Regions from separate parts of the Homo sapiens genome. Here region 2 is linked to region 1. The links are chromatin loops, found by intact Hi-C in ENCODE. Cell type or tissue: Caco-2. All regions are shown on one strand. Links, peaks and the distances in the headings refer to the core of each region. The heading gives the core; the rest is flanking DNA.

Region 1 (2,916 bases), core at 133-2,632:
ATGAATGCCCCAGGTACACATATCCACATATCCACACCACCCCCAAAATGAACCATTACTTAGCTTCACCACCCAAACATGCCTCACACTTTGCCCTGTCTCAGTTACTCAGTCACCATTTACTGAGTGTGTTTGGCCAAAATGATGACCTAGTGCACACTAGGCCCCACGCCAGGTGCCTGACAGGCATTCTTGCAGAAGATTAAGTAGTACCATCCCCATTTTTCATGAGGGAAATTACAGACAGTAGAAATCATATGCCCCTAGTCACAGAGCCCAGAAGAGCAAGAGCCGGGTCTGGAATCCAAGTCCTTCTAACTAACAAAACATTGTTCTGCCTCTCCAGCCCCCAGTTGCATCCCAGGGTTGTCTCAGGACTGGGTGGGGTCCTGTGAGAGAAGTGAGCACAGTGATGTCTTCCAAGAGCTCTGCGGACCAGGAGCAAAGGTCCACCAGCTGCCCAGAGGAACAGGCAGTCCAGGCGAGGGAGAGGTGCTCAGTGATAAGTGTTGGGACCATAGGCTGCTGGGTGAGCTTGGAAGCATCTCAAGGGCAGCTGGAAGTTGGGGAGCAAAGTCAACTGTACCACAATATTTGATTTTTGTATCAAAATTCCTATCCTTATAGTTCAGGAACCAGGAAGCAACTACTGGCAACCATCTCAGTGAGCTAAGCACATGTGTGTCACTGGAATAAGAAACATGTGCAGGTAGGCTGAGCACAGTGGCTCAGGCCTGTAATCCCAGCACTTTGGGAGACTGAGGTGGGCAAATCACTTGAGGTCAGCCTGGCCAACATGGTGAAACCCCGTTTCTACTAAAAATACAAAAATTTGCTGGGTATGGTGGTAGGCACCTGTAAGCCTAGCTACTCAGGAGGCTGAGGCAAAAGAATCGCTTGAACCCAGGAGGCAGAGGTTGCCATGAGTCAAGATGATGGCGCTGCACTCTAGCAGGTAAAGGCCTTCACAGTACTCATAAAACTAAAAAAAAAAATTTTTTTTTTTTGAGACAGGGTCTCACTCTATAGCCTAGGCTGCAGTGCAGTGATGTGATCACAGCTCATTGCAGCATTGACTTCCCAGGCTCAAGTGATCCTCCCATCTCAGCCTCCTGAGTAGGTGGGACCACACGTGTATGCCATCATACCCAGCTATTTTGATTTTTTTGTAGAGGCAGGGGTCTGGCTATGTTGCCTAGGCTGGCCTTGAACTCCTGAGCTCAAGCCATCCTCCCCCCTTGGCCTCCCAAAGTGCTAAGATTACAGGCCTGAGCCACTGCACATGGCCTAGAAACATTTCTTAAAAAGAATGTGACCATGAAAATTGCCCAAGTTTGCACAGTATTTGGTGAGGCCCCAGTGTCAATTCTCATTCATCCAAGGACTTTGTAATCATATTGATAACAGCTTGATAATCCCCATGGGACCAATACAAAGTTCAACTTACAGTCTGAAAACTATTCTCACATCTCTTCTCTCACCTATACTCCCACATCAACTCTGTGGTATATGAAAGGAGCCAGTGTCAGACCATGCCACAGATGCAGAGCAGGCCCAGAGAGTGGAATACCTTCCCCAAGGTGACACCACCAGCTTATTTCCCCAGCCTTTTACCAAGTACCTATGAATTATGGTAGACACTTTCCATACATCATTTGATTAAATCCTCACAACATCCTGGGAAATAGAAATTACCCTATTTTAGAATAGTATTTGATTCTAAAATGTATATGGAAGAGCAAAAGGCCAATATCCCAGACAATACTGAAGATGATGAACAAAGCACTGGACTTGTCAGATCTTATCAAATAGCAAGCATTGTCATAAAGCCATGATAATGAAGCCAATCTAGCACTTGTGCAGGGAAACTCAGATTGACTATCAAGAAGACAAGTAAGATCAGACTAGGGAGGCCAGGAGCAGACTCACACACATATATGGAGCTGGATTTGTGACAGAGCAGGCATTGCAAATCAGAGGGGAAAGGAAGCAATTTTCCATAAGTGGTGTTCACACAATTGGTTATTTATATGGCAAATATGGCATTGGACCCCCTACCTCACACCATACACAAAAATTAATTCCAAATGAATTAAAGCTATAAAGTGACAAAACTATAAGATTTAGAATGAAGTATAGGAGAATATATTTTTTATCTTAAGAAAGGCAGCTTTCTTGAATAAGTCTCATAATGTACAAATTACCAAACATACAAGTCATAAAGAAAAGTTAAATACATTTGACTACCTTAAAATGGAAAACTCCTGTTTGATGGATACTATAAAGAGAAAGCATTGATTATTATCCACATAATAAAATCAACTCCATAAGTAATTCAGTAAGACTTCAAGAGCCACTTCACCTAACAAGGATCTTCCATGACAAAAAAAACAGGCAACCTACAGAATGGGAGAAAATTTTTACAATCTACCCATCTGACAAAGGGCTAATATTTAGAATTGACAAAGAACTTAAACAAATTTACAAGAAAAAAACAAACAATCCCATCAAAAAGTGGGCAAAGGATATGAACAGACATTTCTCAAAAGAAGACTTTTATGTAGCCAACACACACATGAAAAAAATGCTCATCATCACTGGTCATCAGAGAAATGCAAATCAAAACCACAATGAGATACCATCTCACACCAGTTAGAATGGTGATCATTAAAAAGTCAGGAAACAACAGATGCTGGAGAGGATGTGGAGAAATAGGAACACTTTTACACTGTTGGTGGGACTGTAAATTAGTTCAACCATTGTGGAAGACAGTGTGGCGATTCCTCAAGGATCTAGAACTAGAAATACCATTTGAACCAGCGATCCCATTACTGGGTATATACCCAAAGGATTACAAATCATGCTACTGTAAAGACACAGGCACATGTATGTTTATTGCGGCACTACTCACAATAG
Region 2 (2,916 bases), core at 156-2,655, 65 kb before region 1:
CTGGGCCTTCCTCATCCCTCCGCCTCTCCTCTTCCTCCTCTCTGCGTGTGACATTCCCTCTCCTCTTCCCCGGTCTTCCTCTCTCCTTCACCTCCTGCCTCCTGCCCTCCTCTTTCCTCTTGCCCTCTTGCCCTCTTGCTCCTCGTGGCTCAGCCCCACCGAGGGCCAGTGTTGAGGAGTTTGGGACAGTCATATCAGTGCCTACTGGGTTCCCCATCTCCTCCCTCCCCATCTGTCTTTCCAAGTCATCTCTTAAGACAGAGCTCTAGCATGTGCTAGGGGGTTAGACACCTATGGGCCAGTGAGAAGACGGAAATGATCGGGAGAAGAGCTCGCAGAGCCTGCCTGGCTGCAGCCCCTCCCTTGGCCTCTTCTCTCAGCCTATGCTCCCTCAAAACACATGCGTGGGGCCTCGGTGGCGAGGACGCATCAGAGACAGAGCAAGACGCGAAGTCTGCCCCTAAGAGGCTCATCGTGGCAGGTGACGGGTTGGGGAGAATAAGATGCGTCTAGTTATACCTAGAGCCTAGGACTGAATATAACCAAGGCTAAGCTGCCTTGAGACCCGGTCTCTGCTCCACAAACACCAGTCCAGCATCCACAATAATTTACAAGCAATAGAATCTTGCCTTCCGTGTCTGAAGGGAGTCTGCATTCTTCATGCTTGGCAAAGCTTCTGGAAATCCCTTTTTAATAATATGATTCCAGTCTCTCCCCATCCCCTCACTCCCCCCAGTGACCAATTCTGCCTGTTCCAGTGTGAGCCCCACTCACCGCTTTGGCTTGTCCAGGGTCCCGTCACCCATTCTCTGCCTCCTCCCTCCACACAGGGCCCGGCAGAGGCGCCTCAGAAACTCAGGTCGGTCCTCAGCAGGGCATGTGGGAAGGGCCCGGTGTCGGGCATTGTTTCCCTGTCAGTCTATAGCTGCTGTGGGTCCAGCACCCCCACCACCCACCCCAGCTAGTCTTTGAGCCTGAGAGCACATTACAAGTTTCCAAGATAAGAATGTACTGGCCCCGAAGCTTGGCTGGGACTCTGCCCTTGATGGAGGGTGTGAGGGGGGAACAGAGAGCTCCCCGGGGCATGGGCCACTGTTCTCAAGGCCTTTGCCTTCAGTTCAGGGCCCTACATCTGGAACAGAGCAGGAGGCCAGGGAAAAAATGTCTGCAGAAGAGATCAAACCGTGAATTGTTTTCCAAAGAGCTGGAGAAGGCTTAGGGTATGAACACATCATCAGATTCTGCCAAATAATGGTGGAGGGTACCTGGGAAGACAGGAGGTTATTCAAGGTCTCAGGACACCTCCCACTAGGGTACTGGACAGGTCTGTGGCCTTCCCTTCTTTCCTCACTCCTTTCTCCCATATGCCCTCGGAGGAGGAGCCTGGTGGGGGGGAAGGGGAAGTTTCAATGCATTTTCCTGGGAAATGACTTCTCCGGAGTCACATTTCTTTTAGGTCTATATGGTAGAGTCATGGACTGTCCAGCCGCCCTTGACTTAGTTGGCTGAGATCCACCCAGGAAGCAGGTCCCTGATCTCAGGCGTGGATTCTCTGGAGGGGCTGGATGGGCTGCCTGTGCCTCCTGCAGGCCCTCCTCCGCTGGAAGGAGGCAGGCCAGGAGATGCCTCGCATTCCTGTGGGGCAGTGGGCTGGAGAGGTAGTTGTTTCTTTTTTTTTTTCTTAGAGGCACGGTCTTGCTGTTGTCCAGGCTGGAGTGCAGTGGCGCCATCATAGCTCACTGCAGCATCAACCTCCCGGGCTCAAGTGATCCTCCCTCCTCAGCCTCCTGAGTATCTGGGATTATAGTTGTAAGCCACCACACCCAGCCTAGAGAGGTTTTAAGGCTTCCAGCCTCCCTTGGGGCATGGAGGTCTCCCTCCATAGGCCTGGGATGGGTAGTTGTGGTTTGGGCTGAATGCTCTTGATGATTATCAAGCTACTCCTGGGGTATCCCTGCAGATGAACATGAGACTGAATTTCTGGAAGGAGGAGAAGCTGTGATGAATGCAGAGAGGGTGCACTCGGGATAGACAGATCACTTTGTCTCAAGTGCAAATTGTGATGAATTGGAGGCCACATGCACCGACAGTCACAGGTGGGAGGAAACAGAGAGGGCACCTGGTCCATCCCTCATAGGACTGATGGAAAATGTGGACCCAGAGAAGGAGAGATGTCTGTCCAGAGCCACACACCAGGAGCCCCACCTTCACCCCCCTTTCCTCCCCGCCCCACACTCACTGCGCTCTTGTAATGAGGTTAATTCCACTACGAAAATCTCACAGGATGGAAAATCCCCCAACTGTCCCTGCTTGGGCTTAGTTTTTAGAAATTCAAGGACGTGTACACATTTCAGTTCTTTTTTTTTTTTTTCAAACTGAATGTTTAAAATTCAGGCATCTTTTGTTCCACTCGATTCTGGAAGAATAATTCTAGGGACTTCAAGATCTCATTTAACAAGCGTTACAGCTTGATGAAATGCTGATTTTCATATTGTTCTCAAACTGCACAGTTGCAGAAGCCAATGCCAAATGCAAGCAGGATATTTTGAAGGAAAAAGCTTAAAATTGAAATCCACGTTGACAAATCCGAGATGAATGGCAGCGTGATGAGCACAGGGCTGCAGTTTCTCAGTCAGCCTGGAAAGGCAGTAGGGCGTGGCCAGAGACAACAGGCTGTGGACAAGGACCTGGCTCAGATTTAGGCTCTGCGACTGCTGGCTGAGCCACCACATGCAAATTTGTTTGTAAATGATAAGGGAATCTGGACTGGCAGGGAGGATTTGGCTAGTTTTTGTGGCCTTTGAGGTGCAAATGACAAGAAACTTGAGAAAAGCAAAGTCTCTCTTAGGGTTGAGATTTCTCTGCTGCCTACAGTTTAGCTGCAGTGTTGAAAGAATAGGGAGGTTGAAAGGCATC

What was found. Peaks named below come from ENCODE experiments on the same cell type or tissue, not always from the same donor. Only the 100,000 strongest peaks of a DNase experiment are listed, where the experiment ranks them.
Region 2: a loop joins it to region 1, with 2.1 times the contacts of the local background. A loop is called at or near these places in 1 of 110 quality-filtered maps.

What each region holds. Positions count from the first base shown.
Region 1 is chr2:15,875,147-15,878,062 of GRCh38, forward strand. No RefSeq gene overlaps it. Among named protein-coding and RNA genes, the nearest start is that of MYCNUT, 44 kb to the right of the region's middle. In Caco-2, for the core only: no CTCF peak of the experiment used is centred there; a DNase peak (open chromatin) is centred at 1,345.
Region 2 is chr2:15,809,961-15,812,876 of GRCh38, forward strand. No RefSeq gene overlaps it. Among named protein-coding and RNA genes, the nearest start is that of MYCNUT, 110 kb to the right of the region's middle. RefSeq lists enhancers at 1-22, 751-1,478. In Caco-2, for the core only: no CTCF peak of the experiment used is centred there; a DNase peak (open chromatin) is centred at 1,621.